Regions from separate parts of the Mus musculus genome. Here all the other regions are linked to region 7. Evidence: chromatin loops called from intact Hi-C (ENCODE). Cell type or tissue: heart. All regions are shown on one strand. Region 1 holds the start of Ccnyl1 (cyclin Y-like 1). Region 2 holds the start of Idh1 (isocitrate dehydrogenase 1 (NADP+), soluble). Region 3 holds the start of Ndufs1 (NADH:ubiquinone oxidoreductase core subunit S1). Region 4 overlaps Klf7 (Kruppel-like factor 7 (ubiquitous)). Region 5 has its middle 55 kb from the start of Gm36148. Region 6 overlaps Ccnyl1 (cyclin Y-like 1). Region 7 holds the start of Creb1 (cAMP responsive element binding protein 1).

What was found. A loop is a pair of places that touch in the nucleus more often than their neighbours do. Peaks named below come from ENCODE experiments on the same cell type or tissue, not always from the same donor. Only the 100,000 strongest peaks of a DNase experiment are listed, where the experiment ranks them.
Region 1: it touches region 7 in a loop (5-fold over the local background); 15 of 42 quality-filtered maps call a loop at or near these places.
Region 2: it touches region 7 in a loop (17-fold over the local background); 2 of 42 quality-filtered maps call a loop at or near these places.
Region 3: it touches region 7 in a loop (5-fold over the local background); 3 of 42 quality-filtered maps call a loop at or near these places.
Region 4: it touches region 7 in a loop (1.9-fold over the local background); 2 of 42 quality-filtered maps call a loop at or near these places.
Region 5: it touches region 7 in a loop (2.1-fold over the local background); 5 of 42 quality-filtered maps call a loop at or near these places.
Region 6: it touches region 7 in a loop (2.6-fold over the local background); 14 of 42 quality-filtered maps call a loop at or near these places.

What each region holds. Positions count from the first base shown.
Region 1 is chr1:64,689,147-64,693,146 of GRCm38, reverse strand. Ccnyl1 (cyclin Y-like 1) reads right to left here and starts at 1,802. Exons shown (of 10, transcript NM_001097644.1): 1 at 1,747-1,802. The coding sequence starts at 1,756. 2810408I11Rik (RIKEN cDNA 2810408I11 gene) reads left to right here and starts at 2,488. Exons shown (of 2, transcript NR_038009.1): 1 at 2,488-2,683. In heart, a CTCF peak has its summit at 2,315; DNase peaks (open chromatin) are centred at 1,696 and 2,306; H3K4me3 peaks cover 3,183 bases; H3K27ac peaks cover 2,230 bases.
Region 2 is chr1:65,176,395-65,180,394 of GRCm38, reverse strand. Idh1 (isocitrate dehydrogenase 1 (NADP+), soluble) reads left to right here and starts at 1,253. Exons shown (of 9, transcript NM_010497.3): 1 at 1,253-1,405. In heart, CTCF peaks have their summits at 347 (motif pointing left), 1,071 (motif pointing right) and 1,980 (motif pointing right); DNase peaks (open chromatin) are centred at 1,204 and 2,014; H3K4me3 peaks cover 2,546 bases; H3K27ac peaks cover 1,992 bases.
Region 3 is chr1:63,174,328-63,178,327 of GRCm38, reverse strand. Ndufs1 (NADH:ubiquinone oxidoreductase core subunit S1) reads left to right here and starts at 1,506. Exons shown (of 19, transcript NM_145518.2): 1 at 1,506-1,742. It overlaps Eef1b2 (eukaryotic translation elongation factor 1 beta 2), which reads right to left and starts at 1,497. Exons shown (of 6, transcript NM_018796.3): 1 at 1,037-1,497; 2 at 452-574. The coding sequence starts at 1,116. In heart, no CTCF peak of the experiment used is centred here; DNase peaks (open chromatin) are centred at 1,107 and 1,587; H3K4me3 peaks cover 3,256 bases; H3K27ac peaks cover 2,593 bases.
Region 4 is chr1:64,033,490-64,037,489 of GRCm38, reverse strand. It overlaps Klf7 (Kruppel-like factor 7 (ubiquitous)), which reads left to right. Exons shown (of 4, transcript NM_033563.2): 4 at 1,726-1,827. The coding sequence ends at 1,777. Among named protein-coding and RNA genes, the nearest start is that of Mir6899, 7.0 kb to the left of the region's middle. In heart, no CTCF peak of the experiment used is centred here; DNase peaks (open chromatin) are centred at 279 and 2,189; H3K27ac peaks cover 427 bases.
Region 5 is chr1:64,459,724-64,463,723 of GRCm38, reverse strand. No RefSeq gene overlaps it. Among named protein-coding and RNA genes, the nearest start is that of Gm36148, 55 kb to the left of the region's middle. In heart, a CTCF peak has its summit at 1,891 (motif pointing right); no DNase peak of the experiment used is centred here.
Region 6 is chr1:64,703,548-64,707,547 of GRCm38, reverse strand. All of the region lies in intron 3 of Ccnyl1 (cyclin Y-like 1), which reads right to left. Among named protein-coding and RNA genes, the nearest start is that of Ccnyl1, 14 kb to the right of the region's middle. In heart, a CTCF peak has its summit at 2,114 (motif pointing left); no DNase peak of the experiment used is centred here.
Region 7 is chr1:64,532,561-64,536,560 of GRCm38, reverse strand. It overlaps Creb1 (cAMP responsive element binding protein 1), which reads right to left and starts at 3,757. Exons shown (of 9, transcript NM_009952.2): 1 at 3,541-3,757. In heart, CTCF peaks have their summits at 2,265 and 3,687; a DNase peak (open chromatin) is centred at 3,700; H3K4me3 peaks cover 2,354 bases; H3K27ac peaks cover 1,817 bases.

The DNA.
Region 1 (4,000 bases), 160 kb before region 7:
AAGGAAAGAAAGGTTGCCTCTGCATCAGCTAACTGAGACTAAGACGGGGAGGACCACGTACCACATGTTCTACTGTACAAGTCAAAATACAATAGACATTTTGACAAGATTTTTTTTTCCTGTTAAGAGTCCAACTCAGCACATCTCCCACCTCCACAGCACATCTTCCACCTCCACAGTTTAGAGCAGTTCTATGCAGAAGCAGTTTCAGTCATATCTTAACTTTGCATCCTCATCAACAATACAGTGAGAATGCATACAGGCTTCCTTTGTATCTGGGAGGAACAAATAGGCATACATGATACTGTGCTGTAATCCCTCAAGAATTATAAAAAGGTCCTATTTGGACTCTCACTCAACACTACCCATATACTGTTTGTAAATCCAGAGGCTTAACTTACAACATTGAAACTGGACAGTTTTCATAAACACACACTCCACTGTTTAAAGATACAATTACCTTTACATTCTTTTACAACATTTGACTATTACAAAAAGTTACAAAAGTGTATCGATCATGGGCCTTAAGTTATTCTAAAGGAACTCATTTGTAGTGAAGCCAACAAGCCAATGTAGCTTAAACATCTCATGATACGTTGTCTTATAGATCTGTAGCCTTCATTCAATAACCACACTGCTATCTAGAATTACTTTTTACCCAATTCACAGATTTTCAAAAATTTTATAATTATAAAACACCAAGTATTTCCTCTTCTCCCTCCTACCTACCCAGCCAGCTCACCCTGCAATGGATCAGTTTTCGAGCTTCAACTTTCTTAGCACCAAGTAAGAACCTCCAGGCTGAAGGTGTGCAGGGAAATGGAGCCATAGAAACAAATATTACAGGCACCCGCAGGGGGCTGTCTTCTTAAATCCCAAACCTTTACATTACTAATTTAAAGCTAAATTTAAGCTTTTGGCTCCATTTAAACGCCCAATGAACAATCTCTCCCCACCCTGCTTCCTTTGGAAGAGGTAAAATAAATGAAATTTGTTAAATGGCGATGTATTTACCAAAATGATAATTTTAAAGCAAGCAGAACTACTCCTTGTTAGGGAGGGGAAGCAGTACTTTTCTGAAGCCTGGAAAGAAACTAACATCTTTCACAGAAGTCTCCTCTTTCTGTGTTCCAACTATAACTGAAAGTAATAAAGCAACCTTTATTATTGAGGCTACTTTCAAAATCCTACTTAATACCATACACATTTTGGTGGCAATCTCTACTTGAACGTAAATAAGAAATCTTTAACCATGCTGAATCTAGATTGCTCTAGTATCAGTTACTCAACTCGTTCAGAGCAAGAGGAACATTATGCTCTTACCTTACGTACCATCTGCCTAAGTAAGGACAGAGAGATGGGATGGCTATTCTGAGGTTAGGGGTACCTGGGAGTTTTATTAAGAAAAGGGGCAATTATAGTCTCTTGAAGTCTTAAGTTCCACTGGACGGTACACAGCAGTACAAAGAGGAAGCGGTGCCGGGTACAGGGTCCCGGGTCAGAATGAGAGAATGGGAAGAGTGAAGAACTGGGCGTAGGGGTGGGAGAGAAACTGGCCAGACGTGGCCGAGAAAGAATAAGGGGTGGGAACACGAGCCACAGCCCTCATTCCCGGTGTCCAGGCCTGCGCCAGGAATAATCCCGGCAGGAAGGAACCCGAGGCGGCGGCCGCCTCCCAGCGGGACCCAGGGAGTCGGTGGAGGCCAGAGGTGCGCCACGGCCCGGACGCGCCCGCTGCCTCCTCACCTTCGGGCATCTCTCGGTCACTGATGTGCTGCAGGTGGTGGCCCTCGCCGGCTCCGAAATCCAACTCGGCGGGCTCCACGGCCGCAGCGGGCGCCGGCGCTACCGCCACCGCGTCCCCGGCCGCCGCCTCGTAGACCTCGGACTCGTAGTCGGGCTCTGCCGGCCCCGCGCGCCGGCCCAGCTTGGGGCTGGCATTGGGGGACACGCAACAGGTCAGCGTGTTCCCCATGGGGAGCGTCCGCTCCGCTCGGCCGACGCCTGCGCCTCCGCTCGCCCCGGACTCCGCGCCCGCCCCCTCCCCCAACAATGGCGCGGTCGGCGCCGGCAGCCCCGGGCAGAGCGGGGCTGCGCCCGCCCGCACTCGCCGCCGCGCCCGCTGCGCGCCCGCCCGCCCCGCCGCCCAGCCCGGGGCAGGGCTCCGGCCTCGGCCGCACCCCCGCCGGCTCGCCGCCGCCGCCTCCCCACAGCGGACTAGTCTGCGAGGGCGGCGACCAGCCCGGCTTATTTAAAAGGGGTGGGGACCCGACAAGCGCTGGGAGACGCAGCCACTGCGGGCCGAGAGCGCGGCCGGAGCTCCTCCTCCTTCCGTCGCCGCCTCCGAACTGAAGGCCGCTAGCCGGCTCCTGCCAACCGGAACGCGCTCCGCGGTCACCTGGTGACGGGTAGCCAATCAGACCCGGACTTCCCTCCACGCACCCGCCTACGGCCCAGGCACGTGACTCACAAAGCCCCGCCCCGTCCCTTAAGCTGAGCCGCGCGAATTCTGGTTTCCATTCATCTCGAGCTGCGCCGAGTCCGGCTCCTACTGGGGAGCTGCGGCAGTTTGTTACTCGAGGCCGCCCTTCAAGGCGGGCCCCGAAGGTCCGGCCTGGTGAAGAGTTGGTTTTGTCAGCAGTTTGGTCTCTCCATGTTTGACAGCTTCCCTTTGCTCACCCAAGTAAGTTGCACTGGACTTAGCCGGTTGTATATGGCTAAATGCTCTTCTCCTGTCTTCCCAGTGTTACGTTCTCGCTTGCAACTTGGCCATAGCAACCCCGGGGCTCGCTCCTTACTCTCAATAAAGAGTCGTGACTGTGTCTTGCATGAAACCCGAGGACACGTCACTCTTCAATTTCCTCGTACGTCAAATAAGGACCAAACTCTCGGTTCAGAAAAGCTGGGAGCCAGCAACTCCGGTTTCGCTTGTTTTCTGCCATCACAAGACAGGAGTTTCCAGACTTTGTTTCTTTAACTAGCAATGCAGAGAACAGTTTTCTCCCACAAAATAGAGAACCACACTGTGGGGTGCCCACAGTCCTAAGTGATGGGGATGGTAGAGAGCAATTGACCTTTAGCATGCACCAAGTATTGCCAACCATGCCAACCGAGCTCCCTTAGCGCTAAGTCTAAAGAGCAGTCCAATGTTCGATCTCCCAGATTTTACTGATCGGTGGCAGGGTAGGGGGAGCATGCAGAAACTGAGTAACTTTCTCAAGGTTACATGACAAGGTTACTGCTCGTGTAGGGGCCAGAATAGTCTGGATTCCAGGTTTATCTCCGAGTACCTGTGAAAGGAAGTCACGGTTAGGGAAAATGACAGAGACTGTTGGTGCTTGGTAGTGTTCATTTTAAGGAAGAGCAATCTTTTCACTTGGGGATTTTAAATATCTTCCCTAATTGAATCTTCTCGTTCATTTCTGTTCCTGAAGTCCAGCAGTCCAGGCTCCCAGTAAATTTAGGCAAATGAGAAGCAAAGATTTGGAGAATCTAGCTGTACGAGTTCACACTGCTGCTCTTGGAGTACAAACACAAATATCTGACCCCAAAGTCAATGAGGTCAAGAGTTTAGTTGTTTTCTTTTAATGTATATATTTATTGTATTTGTATGAGTACACTGTGGCTGTCTTCAGACACATCAGAAGAGGCATTGGCTCCCATCACAGATGGTTGTAAGCCATTATGTGGTGGCTGGGAATTGAACTCAGGACCTCTGGAAGAGCAGTCAGTGCTCTTAACCGCTGAGCCATCTCTCCAGACCAAGAGTTTAGATTTTATACTGGAAATAAGTGTTGAACATGAAGTTCAGAAGTCATTGTCATGTGTATTTAAGACTATGTTATTCTGGACAGTAAGAAGGAAGGGAAGAAAGGTCTAGTTAAGGAAGCCTAGTCTTTTCCTAGGAAAGAAAGACAACTCCAACAAAGGGCACTGGTGACTAAGTGGACAAAGAACTTATTTCCTAAGTGAAATAGGAAGTACTTACCTATTGGATATG
Region 2 (4,000 bases), 640 kb before region 7:
TCACCATGGCTCTGTATTCCTATGCATTCTTCTTACTTTTGCCATCACCTATAGTCAATACTTCTTATTGTGTTTTATTCTTCGTTTCTTGAATTTATTCTAAAATGCTTTCTGGAACAAGAATGGCTATGAATACTTACTTTTAGTAATATAAACAATATGTGCCTGATGGTAGTAAGTAACGTTTTTTAAAGTGATTTAAAGTGAGATTAGAGGTGAAAGTATAAACTCACACACTCTCTAATCATTTTATAGGAATAAACGGAGGTCACAGCTAATACCCAGTTAATCAACATTAACAGCTGACACCACGTATGAGTCCTTTTCCACATAGCGCCCTCTAGCGTCCAAAATGAATCTTACTAACTGCCGTGAATTCATAACTTTTCAACACAATGCTGGTTGTTTTAAAAGTCCATGAAGCGTTGAATCTTGACCAATCAAGGATGACCTATTGTCCTACAAGTCATAATGTTCTCCTTTTCAAGACTAAGGAATACAGACAGAAAAATCTCTGGAAAGATTGGAATACGTTTAACCCATTCTTAGAATTCTAAGATTTATATCGTGTATCTCTAGTGCAGCTTCATCGCAACCCAGAAAATAAACCTCACTGTCTTCCATGACAAATGGTGAGTGAAGCTTATTTATAAACAGCAACAGTTGGGAATACGGATCATTGGTAGTGGAGGGAATTATTGGGGTGGAATGGTGAAGCTCTGTAAAAGCCTCAGCATGAGAATATGAATGGTTTTACTCATATATGTATTTGTGTGTAGGGTATTGTTTGTTCTTGATTTTGAAATGGAAAATGCGCTCTGTTTTAGCTTTTGCATTAAGGTAGAATCTGTAGTCCTCACACGCCTTTAAGAAACCTCAAATGCACATTCTTCAAAGGGCACAGTCCAGCTCTAAGAGGCATCCGGAGACTCCAGGAAGGGATCCAGTCTAGGGAGGGCTCCCTCTTTTGTACCTTTTGCAGAGAACCTGGATACTCAACGCTGGGATTCCTAGATTGTTGCGGAGCCCAGAACACTCGGTCTCGGCGCTTCCGATAGCCTGTCAGTAGGTGGCGTCCTCGCTCCTCAACTGCAGGGTGTTCCCGAGGAATCTCCGCGGCGTGGCAGTCCCATCCCCCACCGGGAACAGCGGACCGCTGCATCCCAGACTTAATCTCAATCTATGCCTCGGCCCACCCCACAAAGTCGGAGGCGGCGAATGGCGTCGTGGAGGGGGCGGGGCTTCGGGAGGTGGGCTGAGGGGGTGGGGCCTGGGAGGAGACAAAGCCGGGAAGAGTTAAACAGCCTTGACCCTGCCGCTGGGCTTCCGAGCGAAGGTTGTGGCAGATGCTGATCTAACTGGGGCCGGCTTATTACAGCTTGTGTGTACGCGCGGGTGTGAGCCGGTGAGTAGCTGGGGCGCCTCCGGCTGCAAGCGGGCGCTCCTTCCCCTCCCTACAGGTGCCCCAAGGCTTAGAGCGGCAGCCGCCGCCCCTTACTATTAAACTATTCCGTTGAAAGCTGGAGTGAGAAAAAAGGAAGAAACCCCAGGTCTTGGCTGTGCAGAGATGAACTCAGTGGCAAGGCCCTGGTGCACTCAGGGACGCTTCCAGAGTTTGGGCGTAGAGAAGGGAAATGGGAGTAGCAGAGTGCTGCTTGCCTATCTGTATAGAAGGGCGCTTCCGAGGTTGGGATCGCTTTGGGAGGCGAGGACGTTGCAAGCAGTGACAAGTGGCAAGGCACCCGCGGAGGAGAATTTAGCTTTGAGGTGGACGCACAGAACTCTTGAGTGTTGGGTGTAAAAGGACTAGGCAGGAAAGCTGGTTGCAGAAAGGGTGTAAGCCAGGAATTTAGGCGTGTACTCCCTTCAAGGTTCAGGGGTGGGACCTGCCTTGTGGTCGGAGAAGAGCTAATGAGAGTGCAAGAGAGGGAGGGGATGAAGGTAGGCGGAGCCTCCAGCTTCAGTCTGTAGTGTTTGCTTAGCCACTTGGGGGCGCCCTGGGGTCTCGATTCCAGATGCAGCCATCTCAGTGGACCTCGTATTTAAAAGGTCCTGGCAGTGCTGAGAGGAGGGGCTGGTGTGGGGATCTGGAAGGAGGAACCGAGTCAGCTTCATTAGCAGAGCTTGCACAACGCCCACATGGATATCTCCTGTCTCAGTGTCACCCGAGGTCGAGCAAACCCGAGACCTGCAAAAAGCCAAAGAGCCGGGCGCTCACTCTAGGACTCACCGTCCTGTGGTGTGAGCGTGTGTGCGCACCAATATTTGTACTCCTGTGACCTTTATTTGGAAGGCTCCTGCCCTTTGCCCCTCTGGATACACTCAAGCACTGTACTTTAAACCAGATAAACTGGGCTGTAAGGCTGATATTAAATACAAATCCTCCTGGCAGGGGTATTTGTATGTTAAGACTTTCTGTTCCGGATCTTGCTTTGTTTTAGGAGATAAATTGAAAGGACACTTGTTTAAGTCATCAAAATTGAGAGGCCTTGTTATAATTGCAAGTCCGTTCACCATCAAGATAAGAATTAGCAATTTTGCCCTCTAATCTGATATCTTTAATGTGACCACATTGTATAGTTAGTTGGGCGTTAGTGCAAGTGTAGGCACTGGGAAAAGAGAGAAGCAGGAATTTTTCGACAATATACTGCAACTACTTCCTTAGAGTCCCCACATGTTTTGCAACTTGAACTTGGCTGGAAAACAAAAAGATCGGCTCAAGATAGAAACTTGAGATTTATGGAAGTAAAATTAAGTATGGCAAAGGGTTCCTATTGCTTAACTAGTCTATTATGTTTGTTTTCTGGAATTGCACAGGCTGTCAGATTGGAAACTGGCTGCCTTCAGACTATGTAAATAAGCTGGTAGCTATTAGGCTTGGATCAAACTTTCCTTTAAAAGTTGGGGTTGGGTGGGATCAGAAAATGTGAGACCCAAGAAGTCAGGGAATCTAGGGGTACCTAAAGCCCATACATGCCATGGAAATCAAATCCAGAAGTGTGATAGTAGTTACAATACAGCTTCACTTCTTTAATTAACAAGTGCTAAAAAAAAAAAAAAAAAACTAAATAGATAAAGGGAAGGAAATCTGACGTTTATCATTCATTGGTGAATTCTGAGATATAAAAAGATTACATCAGAGTATATACACACCAAGAAGGAAATAACAAAGCAAATAAAAAAGTTCAGACATTCCCGGCATTGTGATATTTTATTAGCTGTATTTGCCATCGCAGAAAAATAGCCTAGTCATAACTGTTGTGTAATGCCGTGTAGGAACATGACCGTGAGAGTGCAGTATCAAAACTGAGATAAGTTAGCTGTCTCTCTAAAGTATGGCCATGGTGAAAATGGAATTAATTATGAACTCTGTGATCTACTGCAAGTTAATCTTTAAGTTGTATCTCATGGGTGGTATTGGTTCACCCACACCAGCTTGTTGATTTCTTTTAACTGGCTTCCAGAAACTTCCCTGGTGATGGACTCAGGGTACAAATTCAATACTAGAAATAGGATGCTAGAAATGCAAATCTCAGACATAAAAATGGGATTTGAGAGTTGGGAAATATTCCTGACTTCTTGTGAGGTGCTGAGACCTACTGTCTAATAATCATTTCCCTTTAAAAAAAAATTAAGGATCAAATTAGTTTCAAGACAGCTTTAGGTTGTTATCTAATTGCTTTAAAGTCTTTCTGTTCCTCAGCTATAACATTGATCTATATGCCACTGCATTTCTGGAAAGAAAGTTCCCAATATAGTGTCACTTGTGTGACAGAACAGGGCACTTGTTGCCTAGGGAAATGCAACACACGTAGCCCATACAGGGATCCTATGACAGGACAAAGTAGAGACACCACCAAAATCCAACTTGGTGAACCAATAAGTACTGTTGGGATTACTTTACCCGAATATGGGTAAGGAGCAAAAATGGCTCTGCATCACCTCACCCCAGCATGGGTGAGAACTCACAAAAGCTGGGAACCCGGTGCAGACTACACAG
Region 3 (4,000 bases), 1.4 Mb after region 7:
AGCACAATCCCAGGCAAATAACTTTACTCTTCACCCATGGGAGACATTGTATTCAGTACTCACTACGGCTTACTCTTTCAGAATGAACATCTGTTTGAGATTTCATTAAGTATGCTCACTTCCATTCTTAGTGAACTGGAATCCACTTCCCCAAACTTCCACCCTTGCTGGTAGTTTCAGAAGAATGGCCAGGGACCGAATGAGCGAGCTACCCTCACACCCCAGCGGTGGCCCCCCCAGGTCCAAAGCACATGATCAGAGAGGTGTGGGAAAGGTGAACTGCGGTTGTCCATGTTCTACCTGTTCTGTGAGAAAATGGAGGACTTCAGTCTCTTGGCCTTGTAAGGTCACAAAGAAATTCAGCTCACACTAGGTCAGCAATGCTAAAGCCAACTTTAACCCGGTCCCTACTTTGCATGTGAAAATCCAGGTAGCACAAAGATACCTTTACCTGGCCTTTTCTTTTTCATACGACTTGATGTGATTATACCAACGTAGGGCATGACACAGGTCAGCAGGTGGTGGACCAGAAACTGCTTCAAATACTGCCACGTCTGCTTGTGATGGCACGTACCTGCCAGTGACACAAAAACAAGTGCACAGACCTTTAAAAGAAAAGACACAAACACTAGCTGGTAAATGACATAGCCCATATCCGTCAAGCTAACTAGTGAGAACAATTACAGGGCTAGCCTAAGTTGCTTCTCATTGAAAGGACACAGAACATGTTTGAATCTAGGCAAGCCCAAGAACTATCTGCCACCCAGGAGAACTCATCCCACCAGACTTGCCACAGGTTTCAACTAACAAACTAACTTGTCCAAAGACGCGGAAGAACCAGCTGGACGTGGGCACACGGAGAGCAAGCATCATCTCAATTATAATGCTGGCAGCCCCTCCCGGGAGGTCCCGCTCCATTGGCATCCCGGCCCCGGGAGCACTGACTCGGCGTCCCCCAGCATCCGGAGACCCGCTTCCTTCCCGCCGAGCCCGCGCCACGTGGCCCCGGCCCCCCAGCCTCTCGGCTCCTGCTCACCCCTCAATGTAGCTCTTGTCCGCCAGGTAATCGTTGAGCACCTGGAGGCCGGCAGGGGTTTTCAGGTCTCCGAATCCCATGGCGAAGGCTGGAACGGGGAGCTGTGCAAAAGCGGAGGACGAGAGCGCCGGGAGGCCGCGGCCAGCGCTGAGGGAAAAAAAGGACCCAGAGCGTCCGGAAAACTCCTTATATAGAGACGGAGGCGTTTCCCTCCGCCGCCCCGGCTAGAGGTTAAAGGTCAAGGTCCGTTCCTAGTCTCGGTCCTCCGCGTACCACTGCGACTTGGTAACTAAAGGGCCCACAGGTCGTCCGCCGGCCTTCCCTTGTCTTTGGAAGAAAATTAATAAAGGAGGCATTTTAAAATGCCTTCGCTCCAAGGACTCCGAAACGAAGGGAAACGCCCTCTGAGGAGCCGGAGTTGAACGAAAGCGCTCGGACGCAAGGCCTCGGCTACTTCCGGCGGAACTGCAGGTCCAAGTCGTCTTCTCCGCTTCCTCCCGGGCTCGCTCTCGGAAATTGCCGAACAGGTCCGAAGACGGGGAAAAACAGTCGAATCTGTGTTTCTAGTCCCTCCTGGCTTTCCGTCCTCCAGGTCGGGCTGACAGAGGTTGCCGTGGCCGCCATATTGACTTAGCGGCCAGGGTTTTGAGGGGTCAGGGAGACCCGGACAGGTCCGCGGAACTACTCGGTGGGCTCCGGAGGAAAGGTGAGGACGCGTTGAAGTGGGCAAGTTGAAGCGCTTCGAGTGGTGTTTTCTTTTTTGGCAGGTCTGCATCCCATAGGTCAGACAAGCCGTTCTCCTCTTGCCCTTGACTGGGTACCAGCTCCTGCCCCGCCACCTCTGGAACCCGGGAGAGCCGGCAGGTGAGGGTTATGAGCCTTGGTTTCTGGTCTGATGGAGCCTAAGCCGATCAGGAGACCTTTGGGAGTCCGGGCTTGCGAGCTACTCTCTCTTTGCAGGGGAAGACAGGAGATGGCCCTGTCATCAGGAGACCGGTTCATCTCCCAGGGTCACGAGAGACTTAAACCTCAGGCATCGGTTTAGTTGCTGTCTTGAACCTGTCCACGCTACTGTTTGTTTTTGTCTAGCCCGGTGATCATGTTGGGTAGTATTTTATTCATTCCACCGACGGGGAGAACTGACAAAAACTAAAAGTTAGCTCAGTCGGAGCTGGAGGGAGAGTCAAGCGGTTAAGAGTGCCTTGCAGAGAGGATCCGAGTTCGGTTCCCACTAGCCCAGTCAGAAGACTCCCAGCTGCCATGTAACCTTATCAGGGAATTCTCCACTCTCTTTTGGACTGTGAGCACCGGCACTTAGAAGTGCACATTACCCACACACAGATAAGCACATGCACACATAAACTAAAAATGAATCTTAAAAAGTTAGCCTGGAGTCCGCTGCAGATCAGGAAGCTGCGGTGTCTTCAAGTTTGTGAGGTTCATGTCTGTAAGACCAAACAGATTTCTGGGATCCACCCCCACCCCATCACTAAATCTAATATTCTAAGCCAGCTCATCAGCGCCTTTTAGAAAGTTACTTTTATAAGATACAGCCAAGATATTAGAGCCAGGGTGTGATGATGGTACCTGTCTGTAATTCCAGAAAGGGGAGGCTGAGATGTGAGGATTGAACGGAGAACTTTGTGTGTGATTAGGTAAGGACTCTACTAACTGAGCTACATCCCTGACTTGACTGGCTATTTTTGTTCCTATTTGGTAGATACTATGTCTAAAATACATATTAGAGCTGGGAAAGATCTTAGTTGGAAATGATGCTTGCCAATCCTGACATCCTGAGTTAGATCTCCAGGACCCACATTGATGGAAAGAAAGAACTGACTTTCAAAGGGTGTCCTTTAACTTTCACAGGCACCCGCCCCACCCACCTCCTTGTGTGTTTATGGTGACACTCACGGAGTAAGTAAATGAATGTCAACAACAACAACAACAGTAAAATATATACCAATCTGGACATGGTGGTGCGTGTTGATAATTCTGCTCCTTGCTTGGGAAGTGGAGGCCTGAAGTTTAGGAGTCCAAGTTAATCCTTGACTTCATAGCAAGTGTGAAGCCAGTCTGAGGTACATGAGGTCTGTCTACAAACAAACAAACCCCACCAAGTAGAAAACCCCAGTAAAACAAACTGTACAGTGTAGAAGCCAGGTTATCCCCAAACTCTTGATGTAGTGCAGGCTGTTTTTATGGGATGAAGCTTCATGGGTGTAGATCAGGCTGGCCTCAAATTCATGATTCTCATGCTTTAGGTTTCCCAGTGCTGGAATCACAAGCATTGGCCCTGTGCTTGGCCTCATCAGTACTTGTTAAAAATGAGCTATGTACTGCTCATTCTGGAATTTGGTGCAAAACTATTTGGGGACTTGCTAGTCTTCAGAAAAGAGAAATAACCAAATCTTTTGTCAAGGAACTTACAGTCTAGTAGGTAACAAAATCGATAATTTACCTTCAATTTAGTATTGTGGGCTTGTTTGTTGTTTGTACTCTGCATACAGCCCAATGCAGCCTACCTTTACGTTTTAGGCCTTGCACTAAAGCTACCTGCTCAGCCCAAGTTTAGTAAGTAGAATAATAAAATATATACATGGCGTGTTTTTAATAAGGAAAAGGGACACAGATGAAGAACAGTATACAACTGATTATCAGTAGCCATTACTGATTAAATTGATGTTAGTTTTTATTATTTCTTTGTTTTTTATTTCTTTGTTTTTTTTTTTTTTTAAGATTTATTTATTTATTATATGTAAGGACAGTGTAGCTGTCTTCAGATACTCCAGAAGAGGGTGTCAGATCTTGTTAGGATGGTTGTGAGCCACCATGTGGTTGCTGGGATTTGAACTCAGGACCTTTGGAAGAGCAGTCAGCACTCTTAACCACTGAGCCATCTCTTCAGCCCTTTCTTTGTTTTATTATTGGCAATTACTGACCTAGTAATTACACCCTGGGAAA
Region 4 (4,000 bases), 500 kb after region 7:
TCTCTGTGTAGTCCTGGCTGTCCTGGAACTCACTCTGTAGACCAGGCTGGCCTCAAACTCAGAAATCTGCCTGCCCCTGCCTCCCAAGTGCGGGGATTAAAGGCGTACGCCACCACTGGCCCAGCCTTGTCTTTTTTTCTTATCATCTCCTGGGATACTGTTGTACACATGTACCTATTTAAGGAATGGGCATAAACAGAGGGTGTGGAGAGTATGGGGTCAGGGAACAGGGTGGATTTGTGATTTGTTTGTTTAAGAATGAGCAAACACAGGGAAGCCTTGCTTTGGACAGGAAACTCTGCAAGCCTGAATGGGTAGCTTGCTAATGTCCTAGCAAGGAATTTGAGTGGTGGAGCTATCTCAAGCTACAGCGATGCCTAGGAATGTTGTCATAGTCCAGGCAAGGGCTAGCTTAAGGAGAGAGCACACAGCCAGACCATGCATGGCTGTTGCTTTACATGCATCACAGCAGGTACTTCCGCCAGACCCTGATATTGCAAACTGTTAGAGCACGGAAATGCCCACACTGTTATTGGTAAGATGCAGAAACCTGCCTTAGACTGATGTCAGTGTAAACGGCTACTTATTAACAAGCTTAGATTATTAGCTCGAATAACTATTAGAAATGGAATTCAGTTTGTCTTTAAGGTTGGCTAAATCCAAGTTCCCAGATACCATCCAGATTCTTTTCTCTGCTCACTTCCTTCTCCAGCGGCAGTATGGGCACACTAGCAGCTCAAAGCTCATCTCCTAGCAATTTAGCATTCCCAGTGGAAGGAGCATGTCTCTCTTCCAGTAATTTCAGTAGCTATAGAACCACCTTTCCTTTGGCCTCTGTGTGTCATGTGACTGTTGCTTAGCAATCACTGCCGCCATGGCTTTCACTTTAGAAGGAAGGTCAGCTTTATACTAGTGAGAACATAAAAGGGTTTCTACCCAAGAGACTCTCATATGTCTACCATCAGAGTAAAGAGGAAGGAAGATGACCATAGCATCTGCCAAGGAAGGTGCTCGATTATGGAACTTAAGCCCCAAGTGTTAGTCCAAGAGCCTCAGCCCCAGTCTTTATTCCATGACTCTCCACCTATGTATCCTCCCCTTAGTTCTTTAACACATACTGAATCAGACAGACAGACAGACAGATGCACACACACACACTGACTGACTCATCATGGAGATGTCCCCAGGATAGTGTTGGGGCTATCTGTGAACACCACTCTGTTCTTTGTCTTGGTGTGAATATATTATGCCTGTGTGGACCTGGAATTATAGGCAATACACTCCTAGGCTTTCATGGTAAAGCCCGAGACAGCAAAGTGGGTGTTGAAACATCAGTGTTCTACTAACTGGTGACATAGGCCAGTTATTCATTATTGTATATACAGTGCATGAGCATGTCATGTGTTTAGAGAGCACTTCCACATTTTGTTCCTTCTTAGATAAGTATAGTTATAATCATAACAGTCCCCGTGTAGTGACATCTTACTCTGTGCGATGTGATATTATGATACTTCTCTTGCCTAATCCTTAAATAAACGTAAGAGACAGTGTCCCCATCAGCCACGCTGCTACTGGAAGAGCTAGGGTCTGAATTAAAGCAGTCTGACCCGAGCTGACTCCTCCAGCACACTTCCTCGTCTCTCCATAACTCACAAGTGCTGTCTCTCTTTAAAACTGAGAAAAGTAGCTGGACCTCTCTGACATGCTTGTTGTTTGTCGTTCTAGGTGTTTCTCCAGGTCTGACCATCTTGCGCTCCATATGAAGAGACATATCTAAACAAAACAAAACAAGACAAAATAAAAACAAACAAAAGTAAAAAAAAAAAAAACAACAAGAACAAAACACCGCAAAGGCCAGAGTTGCCATGGCAGCAGCCAATGTCCGAAGGAAATGCAGTGAGGCAGAGGGCTGGACTTCAGGCGGGGAGAACTGCCTCGCAGAAGAAAGTTCTCGCTTACAAACCTCTGTGTGCATACATGTACACGCACACGTACACACACCCTCTCACACACAGACCCACACACAGATCCACTCTCATGCACTCAACTATATTTAAAGTATATACGTCTATTTCTTATGCCTTGCCCTAGCCAGATGATAGAAGACAAGGAAGAAGGAAGCCAGGTGAACTCGGCAAGGCACTGGCTGCTGACCCCAGCGCTACTGGATCACTTCCCAATGTTGCCAATGGAAAACAAAGCAAACGGATGTCTGTCTCCATGGTGGCCGCAGTCCAAGAGGCTTACATAACTTCTCAGTGCAACGTGATAAGAGAATCCAACATCTTATGGTTGCATATGTGTAGCACTAATGTTTCTTTTTAAATAGTTGGGGGAGATTGACCTAGAAAACCAAATTGCAGTTTGGTAGCCAAACTTAACTCCTGGGTTATTTGTCCTTTGTGTGTGAAAAGTCCTACTATTCCGTACGTCAGACTTCCTCACAGAACTGTCGGTTGGTTTTGGTTCTTCTTAGGACCAGTGAGATCTTTTGAATTGCTACCAACGGCCTTAGCGGCAGCAGACTGTGGATTTACACCTTACACCTTTCTGGCCTGCATCTCTCTAGACTTTACTCTCGAGGGAGGAGTTTTCTTTTCTTACTTTTTTTGACTCTCGCACATCATATGCACTAGGGATTCTGAAAACTTCTAGCATGACTGCAAAGTGGCCAAGAGAATAAAAGTCCTTGATGATAAATCACAGTATACCCCTTGAGCCTCACCTTCTTGCCAGTGCTAGATTTTTTCTTTTTAAATCTCTCTGATTTTTTGCTAATGAAAACTTGAAAAAAAAAAAAAAGCTTATTTGGAAGCTTAAATGTTTTATCTTTTCTCCGTGGACTAAACCTCTCCAGGACTCTCTCGGCACCTGGATGTCTAGCTCTCGAAGCAGCCAATCAGATGGGACATCAGAGTTCTCTCATCCCTCCTTAAGGCGTGATGACCTCAGCTCACAGTGAGCGGCTACTCTACTGTCCTTGCTACCCTATAACTACTTACAGCATAGATCTCGCTAGTCTCAAAGGGCAGCTGCGTATTTAATCTAACTCTGGGTTATGACCTGACAAAAAAGCCAAAAATCTCACTCTTTCCAGGAGTGGGGGAGTCCGCGGATGCCTCCCAAATCTAGAGGCTTCACAAAACATCATCCCATCCCTTCCCTCACTCACCCTCTGAGATCATGGTACCCACTTGTTAAATGCATACTTCAAAATGCCATTGTGGGAATGAAGGTTGTCCATTAAGGAAAGGGTGAATGTGTCACTCTTATGATGTCTCTACGGGTGTTGGTGGGGGGGCGCTTTCTTTAGGGGGTACTGGTTCTTTTTGGCTAGACCCACCATGGCTTGTGACCTAGAGCACCCAAGATCAACAGAGGCCTCATATTTACCCTGAAAGCTGATTCCAAGGGATTTATATTGCTCACTTGCATATCACACACACACATCCAATGTTGGTTTCTATCTTCCCGAATTCTTAGCTAGCTGGCACTGGCCTAAACTCCAAAGACTGCCTTTAGGACCATTAACTGGCCTATGCAAGCAAGCGGGGTGGGTATTAAGGCAGATTGTATATTTTGTATATTCTGGGACCATCCCTTCAAGACGCGTCTAACAAACAAAAGTGGCGTTTGGTCCGTACAAGGTTGCTGCACCCTCATACCAGCTGGCTCCCTCCTGCCCTCCTCTGACTGTTTTATCCACTGACTGTTAAAATGCCGCCCATACATATTTGGGATGCAAAACTGAAGTCTTTTAAAAGAAATAATAATAATAATATAAGCAACACAAACACATATGACAGCAACCTTCAAGATCCTTGGCACTTGGGTTCTCAGCTTTCTACGGCTTTGGTTTTACTGAAATGTTGAATCTACTTGTCTGAGGGTAAAGGGACCGCTTTGTCACAAATGCTATAGCTTCCAGTTGGACAGTTGGGGCATTTCGAGGTCTAGCCTTTAGAAATTTCATTTTTGTTTTACTTTTTTTTTCCAATTT
Region 5 (4,000 bases), 73 kb after region 7:
GTAGAGTTTAATTTTGGAGTAAGAAATGCTAACTAAAATTAACTAGAAAAAGTCTACTGGAAGATTATTCAAAAGCTACCTATTAGATGATCTTCGAGAAGAAAATAACGACAAGAGGAGAAAACATGATCAATGATTTCATTTAAAAAAGATGGGAACTTGCAGGGAAAAAAATGTAGCAAATCTGTCTAATTTCCAAGTAATTTCTCAAAATAATCCAACCTGTAAATATTATGCAATGTTCTGTTGGTGATACTTATTTCCTTCAGTGTTTTCTTCCTCCTCCCAGTTTCATATTTCTCCCCACAGTCATTCACCAAGACTTCAAAGAGGTGCTTTTCAAAGTCAGTATGGGAGAGAAACAAGCCTGGGTTCAGCTCATGGCAGAGGGATGCAGCTTCTTGGGCTTCAGTGGGGAAGGTGGGTGATTTACTTACGTGATGTGAGTCTGGAGTGGGCTGCCCAGAGTAGCTACTCAGCCTGGGGAAGCCAGTGAAGACTGGCTGCCTTCCTACTTCTCCATGGCTTGTGTGGCTGCCTAACCAGGCTTTGTCCTGTGCCCCAAAGAAATGGATGGAGCAGAGGCCTTCGAGGTGCATCATTAGGCTATTTATTTGAGATCACTCTAATTTTTTTCCTTTTAAACACAAGCATTCTTAGTCATTAACTTTATTCTTAGAATTACTTTAGCCAAATCTCAGAGGTCCTGGTATGTTGTACTTCTCATTTTCATGTGTTTCTAGGATTTTCTTTAAAGCTTTCTTCCAGATTTCTTAATTGAACCATTGTCATTCAACAAAGTATTATTCCATCTCCAAATATTCAGGTAATTTCTATAGTTTCTCAATTGATTTCTAGTATTAGACCACTGTGATCTGATAAGATAGAAAAAATAACTTTGATTCTTTTGTGCTTGTTAATACTTGCTTTGTGATATAGAATGCAGTCTGTTTTACAGAATATTCTATAGGATGCTTAGAGAGTATGTATTTTATATCTGTTTGATGGATGGACTGTATGTATGTGTGTGTGTATGTGTATATGTGTTTGATGGATGGACTCTCTCTCTATATATATAATATGCATATATATATATATATACTGTGTGTATATAAATGTATACATACACACATATACATATATGCATACACATATACACACATATATGTTTTCAGATATATCTGTTAAGTATGTTTGGTCTATGATATAGTATATAGCTATGAAGCTTCTTTTATGACTTTTATTTGGAGTATTAAAGTCATCTATTATTTTAGCATGACCTGTCAGACCTTTTATATCTATTGGTCTTTGCTTTATTAAATTGGGTGTTCCAGCATTTGGTGCACATCCAGTTGTTTAGTCTTTTAGGTGGGTTGATCTCTTTATTAGTATGCAGTGGCATTCATTATATCTTTTGACTGATTTTGGTTTGAGAACAACTTTATTAGATGTTAAAATACCTATGCCAGGTTCTTTTTAACTTCCATTCACTTGCTGGATTGTTTTCATCCTTTGATTCTCAAGCTGTGTATGTCTTTACTAATAAAATGTGACTCTCAGAGACAACAGATAGAGATAGTTTTTAAATGCAGTTAGCGTCTCGGGTGACTTGAGGCTATTTGTGTTTGTCTTAGTTAAAAGTTTCCATTGCTGTGAAGAGACACCATGACCAAGGCATCTCCTATTTATTTATTTATTTATTTATTTTCGCGACAGGGTTTCTCTGTATAGCCATGGCTGTCCTGGAACTCACTCTGTAGACCAGGCTGGCCGCAAACTCAGAAATTTGCCTGCCTCTGCCTCCCAAGTGCTGAGATTAAAGGCATGCACCACCACTGCCCAACAAAGATTTATTTATTATGTATATAGCCGTCTGCCTGCACACATGTGTGCTGGCCAGAAGAGGGCACTAGACCTCATTATAGGTGGTTATCAGCTGTCATGTGGTTGCTAGGAATTGAACTCAGGATCTCTAGAAGAGTAGCCAGTGCTTTTAACCTCTGAGCCATCTCTCCAGCCCCCAAGGCAACTCTTATAAAGACAAACATTTAGTTGGGGCTGGCTTAACAGTTTGAGAGGTTTAGGTCATTATCGCCATGACGGGAAGCATGGCAGCATGCAGGCAGACATGCTGCTGGAGGAGCTGAGAGTTCTACGTCTTGATCTTGAGCAGTCAGGAGGAGATTAGAATTCCACACTGGGCAGAGCTGGAGCATAGGAGACCTCAAAGCCCTGCCCCCACAATGATACACTTTCTCTCACAAAACCACACCTATTCCAACAAGGCCATACCTGTGGCCCAAGCCTTCAAACACATGAATCTATGGGTGCCACGCCTATTTAAATCACCACAGCATTTGAAGCTGTTATTGAGAATGCTTACTATTTCTGTAATTTTCCTCTATTTGCACTGGTTTTGTTCTTTACTCTCTCTCCTATTGATAGTAGAGAGTTGATGGTTTACTGTGTGATCATGATGATGCTTCCCAGCTCTCCATTGTTCATCTTTCCCTCTCACGAAGCTTATTCTCCTTTGTGATTTGACAATTGAGGCAATTTTACTTCACCTCTACATAAAGTACTCCTTTAAGCATCTTCTACAGTGCTGACGAGAGGTCTGATGCTCTTTTTATATGTTTGCCTTTGTGACTTGTTAGCACTTTTCCTCTTGTGAATTTTAATGTTATTTCTTTGCTTTGTGCTTTTGACATCCTTTTGCTTTTTACAATCTCTGTGTGGGTATGTATCTGTGATTGCAGGTGCCCTTGGCATCCAGAGATGCTGGATCCCCTGAGCTTGAGTTACATGTGGTTATGTGCCATCTGATGTGGGTGCTGGGAACTGACTCAAGTCCTCCGCAAAAGCAGAAATGGCTTTTAATGGCTGAACAATCTCTCCAGTCTTATTTTTGAAACCTTGATTTTGGAATATGAGAGGTTTGTCACCTATTATGCCAGCTTGAAGCTCTTGCATTTGTATATCTATTTCATTCTTGTTTTGGAACGTTTCTGCTATAATTTAATTGAATAGAATCTCTGTCTTTAGTTTTAAATCTCAGAACTTTCCTCCATCCTATGGATTTTCAGGTTGGTCTCCTGATGGTATCCTACAGGTCATGGGTATCGTCATCATGCTTGGCTATTGTTTCTTTATTGATATTTGAAGGCAGTACTTCCTTGACTTTGTCTGCAAGCTCTGATTTTCATTCTTCAGTTTGGTTGAGTCCACTGGTCAGGTTTTTCACTTTAAAAAATGACATTGAATTTTTGATTGCGAATATTTCTATTTTTGTTTCTCAAAAATCCTATTTCCTTACTGAACTCTTTTCCTACATTGGTCCCCTTGTTACTCATGCTGCTGATTTTCTCATTTGTTTTGCTGACGCCTTAACCCACTGTGTTGGTGACCTTAGACTCCAGGTCCTGTGTTGAATTCATCTTGTTTGTATCCCCTTTGAGGTCACAGATCATTTTTATTAATAAACTTTTGAAATCTTCACCTGGTACATTACCTATTTAAGTATCTTTGACTTTGGTCATGCAGAAGAGTTTATGTGTAAGCATAATATTATTGCATACTGTGTAATTCAAATGCTGATCTATTTCTCCTATACCTGGCTGCAATCCTAATTCTGAGAATCTTCTGGCTCAGTCTTGTATAAGCACCAGTTCCCTAATTGTTCCCTGAAATATAAATCAATAAAATTTAACAGCCAATGACTGAGCAGGGGGGAGAATAGGGCGGGACTTCCTGCCAGCCAGTGAAGGGGGAGAGAGAGGGAGGAAGTGCGTGATGAGCCACAGGGAGAAAGTCCAGGAGAGAGAATGAGAAAAGAGCTTGAGCAGAGAAAGCCAGAAAATGCAAGGATCTTGGGGTTTTGGCTGGGAGGTAGCCAGATTAGCAGAGAAGTTGCTGTGCCTTTAATGCTCCTTAAATCAATATATTAGTCTGGTCTCAATTATTTAGCAGTTAGCTGGGAAATTAGCAACTTATTTTAGAA
Region 6 (4,000 bases), 170 kb before region 7:
ATTATTTATTACAGTTAAAATATTATAATATAAAATAATAAATATTACAGTGTAATTTAACTGTAATTAGATTACATAATTACAGTTTTAAAACTCATAAACACATGTAAGAGGGGCAGGCAGAAGACATGGTTCAAAGGGCAGAGCATGTAAAAATTGCCAGAAGCCCACAGTCAGAAACCCTCACTTGGTAGATGGAACAGTTAAAAACAAGACTGGAGATGTAGCTCATTGGTAGAGAACTTCACTAGTATGCTTGAGGCCCTCCATTCAACTCTAGTACTGAGAAACTAACTATAATCTGGGAGATAGTGAAGAATTACCTGTACTAGAGAAAGAAGACATTAACTTTTTGAGTCCTCTCAACTATCTTTAAAACACTTTAGAAGTATCCATTCATTTGCAAAGAATGCAGGAATAGAGCAATTATCAAATACTCAAACAGTCTAAAGTATGGTAAGATCCATTAGGTCCATGGTCAAATAGTGTCACTGAATAAAGATCAACAGAAGCACTCTTTAGAACAAAATACCAATAACTTAGCATTCTTAAAGAAAACCACTAATTCAGATGTGCCTTCCTTTCCTCTCCATCACACGGTCACTGTGCCCATCAGCCTTTTTTTAGAACCACATGTAAGAGGGGAAGGCAGAAGACATGGTTCGAAGAGCAGAGCATATAAAAACTGCCAGAAGCCCACAGTCAGAAACATGCACATGGTAGACAGAACAGCCTTCTGTTTGTTTCAGATGTTTCACTATAAAGCCTCTTGCTCTTTATCATAATGCCCCAGATGGTGCTATCTGAAACATTAAGTATCTTTTCAAGATAGAAGTGTTTTAGTTATATCTAAAGCTATGATGTTTAAGCTACTCAGTTAATATATGTACTTTACATTACCTATGTGTTAAAGTATATACTTTTATAAACCCAAAGATAAACAAAACATGAAAATGAAACTGATTCATTGAAATGCTTTTATTCCAGTGGAAGAAGATATCATTTAGAGTTACTATTATAGACTGGGGATCCCAAATCAAAATTCCTTGGGACAGAAAGTATTGTAGGTGTGTTGGCTAGTGTTTTTGTAAACTTGACACAAGTTACAGTCATTTGGAAGAAATCTCAGTTGAAAAAAAAATGCCCCTCTCAGATTGCCCTATGGGCACACCTATGGTTCATTTTCTTGAATGGTGCTTGATCAAGAATCATCATGATTGAGGGAGGGCCTGGTTCACTGTGGGTGGTGCCACCTCTGGGCTGCTGGTCTTAGGGTTGCTATAAGAAAGAGGAACATTCTGAACAAGCCAGTTGGCAGCACTTCTCCATGGCTGATCATTCCTCCTGACTTCCTTCCATGGTGACGGACTGTGATATCAAAGTATAAGCCAAATAAATCCTTTTCTCCCCAAGTTGCTTTTAGTCATTACAACAATAGAAATCCTTAATGAAGAAAGTGGGTTTTGGAATATTCTTATTACACACACACACACATACACACACACACACACACACTACATAAATCGTTGGATTTCCTGGGGATGGGACCCAAGTCTAAGGACAAACATTTTATATTTCTTATTCACACAAAAAGTAAAAGGTAATTTTATGCAGTTTTTGTTGTTTGCCTGCTACCTCATGAGGTCAGGTGTGGAATTTTCTACTTCTGGTATTAGGTTGACACTTAAAAAGTTTCAGATTTCATATGTTGGAACATTATGGATTCTAAATTAAGGAAGTACAACTTGTATTAAGGAGTAGCAGAGCATATACATGGTAACAAAAGTCAATTTTGACAAAACAAACACTAGAGATGAAGTAGGAACAAACTACAGACTAGCTGGCAGGCTGTCTAGTGATCCTCCCATTGTCCTCAATACAGTTTCTAATTATGAATGTACAGTGGGCTTGATTTGAAAATATTAAAACATTTAATTAGATCGTTTTTTAGCCCTCTAGCTGCTGTTCATTTTGCAAATCAGCAAACTACTGGCTAGAAACATCAACCTCTGTGTCTGTCAGTTCAGGGTGTAAACTCCTACTAAGACAGAGTTCTGTACCGAACCTAGGAAATGAGCTACTTCTTCTACTCAGCTCTGCTGCCCTCTTCAGGACACACTCCGAGTTTCAAGAGAAAACCCTTCATAAGACATCTTGCCACTAATCTGTATACAGCAGGGGACAGAGCTAACATGCAGCTAGTCAAACTTTTCAGTCTGGAAACTAGACAACGGCAGAAGGCAATCTCTGTCGAAGCCTGTAAGACAGGTGCTAAAGGGAGCTTTCTCTTGATGTTGCTTGAAAACGTAATAGTTGCCAGTTGTGGTTAGCACTTTACCATTGCTGGCCTGTAATTCCATAAACTACAGTAATAAACCCAAGTCTGCAAAATGTAAAAAGAAAACAAATCCCAGCAAACCCCTATCTAATAGGCGGTTAGTAAAAAAGAACAAAGCGTGACATGTGCATGCATGTGTACATGTGCAGCTTGATGCCGGAAGCGGTCAGAAGAGGGCCTCAGACCCCCTGGATCTGAAGTTGTGGATGGTTGAGAGCCAACATGTGGGTGCTGGGAAACCAAACTTGCAGGAAGCAGCACTCTTAACCACCAAGTCATCTTTCCAGCTCTAAATATGGATTCTAAATTCATTTAAACACCATGGACTGACCACAAACCTATTTCTTTATGAAATACCATTTGAGTGAAAGAAAGAAAAGTTTATATCAAGACCAGGAAGCAGGATTGAGAGGATTTTTAATGTTTTTAAAAGATGAAAGTTAAATTGGGCATGGTGGTGTTTGCCTACAATTCCAACATTGCAGAGGTGGGGCAGGAGGATCAGGAGTAAAGTACTAACCCATTAGAGCCGTGTCTCAAAACAGCAAAAGGAGGGGCATGGGAACACGATGTTGGCACCTACGGATATCTAATGGGACAGGAGTATGAGCAGACGAGAATTCAGAGACACCGCCCTTGGGAAGTAAGAAAAAACATACAGTGGAGCCAAAGCCAGCTAGGTCTGTGACAGAGCCCTCATTCTACCTGGCTCTGCCTTACCCATATTTATTCTAGCTACCAAAGCTGACAGTCTCAGAGATGCAAGGGCAGAAATATGCACTGAAAAGCACAACTGGCTCACTTTGGCAATTGCTAGAAAGCAAATCTTCTGTGAGCAAACAAAGTTTATAGGCAGAAAACTGAGTCTTCTCTGAAAAACAAACAAACAAACAGACAAAAAAAAACTGCCCTACAGATGGGGATCCCAGAAAAAGATACTGAGGCCAAGTAGGTTTGGCCTCCAAATCCTTACAAGGTGACTCTTCAGTTAAAAGTTTATGGTACTTCCAGTCACAGGAAGCCAAGGGCAGCTCTACAGTTGAGTGAAGCCTCTAGCAAGACAAGCAGATTAAGGCGACAGCAAAAGGGAATTAATGAGAATGCTAAAATTTCAGAAGTAAACAAAGCCCTAGAAAACACTCAAGAAGGGTTAAAATACAAAGCAAAGGAATCGTCAAGAAGAAAAAGATAAACTAGAAAGTAAAGAGGAGACAGAAATAGACAGTTGTACTGAAATCCTGGTCTAGAGACTCAACTTTCAAATAACAAAAACACAAGAAAAAAATATCAAAGAAACACAAGGAAAAAAAAAACCGTGAGAATGAATTGTTTGCAGACCTACTGGCTCTCAATAAAATTTAAAGGTCCATAACAAACTATATCATAACCCTTCAGAATGCTAGAGACTAAGTCCTTAACTTCCCGAGAAGGAGAATGTGCATGTATCATACAACAAATAGCAACCGATTTTTAACCACCGCATTACAGATCGGAGATATGACCCAGGGCACTTGGCTAAGGTTTTAATTGCAGGTTTCAATCCCCCGATCACAAGAAATAAATAAAAACAAATTAACAGACACACTATATCCTATGTACTTGAGATAGTAACAGAAAAGTATCCCAAGGACTGTTGAAAATTAGTTTCAACCTAGAACTCTA
Region 7 (4,000 bases):
CATGCTTATACAAATCAATTGCTAAGTCATTATAAGTAGCCTGGGAAATGAGTGTCAAACAGGTAAGGGAGGACAGAATTCAAGACAGATTGTATAGTATGCTACTGCTTGTATAGAGGACGATACACATACATGTTTACTTGCATATGGACAGAGCATCTCTGAAAACATGTGGGCAACACTGGATGACACAGAATATAGGATATGTTGCTATAACTTATGTTTTACACTATAACCACAAAAATAATTAAAACACAAAACTGAAAATACAAAGACTCCTTTTCAGCTCACCAAGAGTGTTCTCTTTCCTTTGATTGTTTTCAAATGACAAATAACTGTTCCCAACAGTTCCTTAAGCATAAAACCAGTAAAATTCCTCGTTGGATTTGTTGGTCTTTCTGGCCAACTGTATTAAACACAGTAAGTTTGGAGAAATTATGACATCTTTGGGAAGTCCCAAAGGTAAGAGGTAAAAACTAAGATGAACAGTTAAACTCACCCTAGAAAAAGTACTTTCTATTTATCTCAAAACCCCCAGGAGTATATGCTATTATTTTAACTTTACAAGTGAAGAAACTGAGGCAGAGATAGCAGACAGTGTCCCATGGTCACAAAACTCCCCAAGTGCAGGCATGTGACAAGACTAGCAGTTTCAAACCCACACTCGTGATTTCCCAAACCAGATAGACGATCTTTCAATGTACTGCCCATCACTATATGTGTTAAATATTCACATCACCAGTGACTACTGTCAAGTATTCAGCGGGGCAGTCAAGTTCACACATGCATGAGGAATAAACTGCTATAATTATCTATTTTCTGATATCTATTATATTCTTAAGCTAAGATTTGAGCTCTATTTATTCAAAATAATGAAGCTACCACTAGAAGTAATACAGCAAGAAAGATGCTCACACGAATGTATAACAGGTGAGTTTATATGGCTGTATCTGCTAACGTATTTGTAATAAACATTTTATATCGTATAAGCACTGTCACAAGTAAACAATGTTCTCTATTGTTTTAAAAAAGGCATATGAGATTTAAAAAAACAAACCCAAGGGCTTTACAAGTGACAAAACTACTTCTCTAAGAAAACTAAAATCCCTATGAGTATCTGAGGGTAGGAAAAAAGAATATTATGGTCTGTTTCTTCAGGCCCTTGTGTGAAATTCTGTTCAAAAGTGTTTAACACTAGTTTTAAATTCCAAAGGAATGCTCACTTAGTATTCATTAGGTAAGTTTTTGTAAATAATTCATTAGCTTTCTAAAATACATAGGTCCATCAAAAATAAACAACTAAAGGAGAGGAAGGAGGAAGAGGAGGGAAGCACACCGTGCTAGAACTTTCACTGACCTCTGCAAGAGAGAACTGTAATTTATTGTCAGGTTCCAGGTGAATGCTTGAAAATTAATGCACACAAAAAGTGTTCCAAGTTTCACTTGCAATTGCTGAGAATCAATTTGATTCTCCATAAAAGATCCCATAAATAAAACCTAAAGTATCTTTTGGTCAACACTGAAGAAAGGACACATAGGAATTTTTTTTTATTCTCACAGGGGAAGAATCATCCTCATGTATCATCACTATTGGCTTGTAGAAAATCTTTTGAAAAAACTATTTTATCATCAACATTACCATGTATAGAGTCTTCACTGTGTGGAAACAAAATCATCTTCTCAACCCTATGGAAACAACTCCTTCTATTGCATCTTAATTTTCTTAACAATTGCAAATTGGAGTGCTAAAGACTAGCAATGTAACTTGTCAAGTTTCAGAGTCCTGACGCATAGAAAAAAAATCAAACACAATGGTTCTATTACCAATCAATATTTATTCCTAACCAAAAGCCTTGTATGGACCAATCACAATTCAATGGTACAGTAACTGGTTGTATTGTAAAAGAAACAAGCAACCCCCCCCCCCAAATATATAAAAAACTGTGCACCTTTCAAATCAACTAAAATTTTGGGCTTTGCTTTTCAATTGGGAAATGATCATCAGGGCACAAGATTTCAATAGATGGCCCAAAGGTATTTTGTGCTAGATCTTTTGAAGGCAGATGTGGTGCAAAACTGAGGCTAGGATCAAACTCTTAACTTTGAGAAGATATGGCAGGTTTAAATAGGTCATACTGCAATGCCCTTTAAAAATGTCTTTGGATCTTTAAGGTGTCAATGACTTTTGACAGTCCCCTTTGCAGATGTTCTAGGTGAAGGAAAAAAAGGAACACCACAACCCCTGCTGGCTTAAACTGCCATCAACCTCAGGCTGGGATTACCTACGGCAATATACAAATAATGGATAGTTTCAATAACTATTTTTAGAGTGAGAATTATATCAATCCTCCATTAAAGTTCAGACAGAAGCGTGTGAGGAGCATGGCAGAGGCTAAGGGGAGATACGGATGACTCAAAAAACCTTGGCAAGACTGCCTCCCTTCAAATGACAGAAAACGAAAAGTACCTTCGCTAATACTAATTTCCCCTTCGATAATTTCTAAGGGTTTCAGAATGATTGACCTCAAGTGATCATTATCTTAGTGGAAAGGGTTAAAACCGAAACTGTTTTCAAGCACCAGCTTCCCTTTTACAAGATCCCAACAGTTTCTGCAAAAAGTTATTACATGTATGTTTTCTTAGCACCTCTTTCCTTCCCAAAAGAATGCATTCCCAGGACTACTGATTCGTTCTTCATCTTCAAAGCCGAGGGGTGAGGGAAATAGTAAAAAAAAAACAAAAAACAAAAACAAACCAAACAAAACAAAAACAAAAAACCCCAAACCCTTAAAACAGCCTAGGGCAGAAAACAGCATTTTCTCCGACCGCGTGGGAGCCGGGGAGAGGGGCAAGAATAAAATACAGCACCAGAGAAAACCTTGGGTTTCGAACTTTATTGCACAAAGAGCGCTGTAGAGGAAAGCAGGTCGGACGTTGCGGCTCGCCGAGCGGGCACCGCCGCGAAGGCGGCAGCACCTTCACCTCCTCTGCCCTCAACTGTCTCCTTCTTCTTCCTCCTCCTCCACCCCCCACGGGCACCCAGGCGGCGGCCCGGGCGGCCAGCCCGGCACAGCCGGGGCGAGCGAGCGTGCGAGCAGGCGGGCGGCGGCGGCGAGGAACGGGGGGCGGCGGCGGGCGGCCTCCCCCGGGGCGGCTCCGCTCCGCGCCGGCTCCGGCTCCGCGCCCGGCACGGCCGGGCCCGGCCCGGCCCGGCGGCGGGAACGCGGGCGCCAGCTTGCCGCGGCCGGCCGCCCGCTCGCTCGCACCCCGCCCCGGCCCGGCCGCCCCCCGCCATGAGCGCCGCCGCTGGCTGCAGGCAGAGTCGCTGCCGCCCGGCCGCCGCTGGCTCCAGTCCGCCGCCATTATTCTTTGTTCGCTGCGAGCGGCGGCGGTGTTGTGGGGCTCGGGCGGAGGCTCCATCTTTACCGCGGCCCCTCCTGCGAGGGGAAGGCCCCGAGCGCGGGTGTCCGGCGCCTCCCCGGCCCCCCTCTGTCCCCCCGGCTCTCTCCGGCTCCTGCCTCCTCCTCCTGCTCCTCTTACCGGTGGTACAAGCTCCTCCGTCACTGCTTTCGTTCGCGGCCCGGATCTCGCTGGAGTTTTATTCTCTCCCCCACGTAACACACCGCGTCAAACTACACCTCCGCCGCGTCACTCACCAACACTCCGCTTCTCCCAGCCGCCCGGGCCACAGGCAGCAGCAGCCGCCGCCGACTGAGGAGCCGCAGCCAGGGAGCCAGCCAGCGCCGCCCAGTGCCGAGTGCGCAGCGGCCACTCACGGAAACAGCCGAGCTCGACCCGGAGCCGCTCGACAGGCCCCGCCCCCGCGCTACTGGCGGAACCTGCCGAAGGCCTTCGGCTACTTCCCGGCGCTGCGAAGGGGTTGACCGGGGAAGCTGGTGTAGGCGGTTTGAGACCCGCTCTGGAGGCACGATCCGAGCCTCACTGTGGCGGGTGGAGGCTTCGGACGCCAGCTGAGGAGATTTGGAGGAAGCGGGGTTTG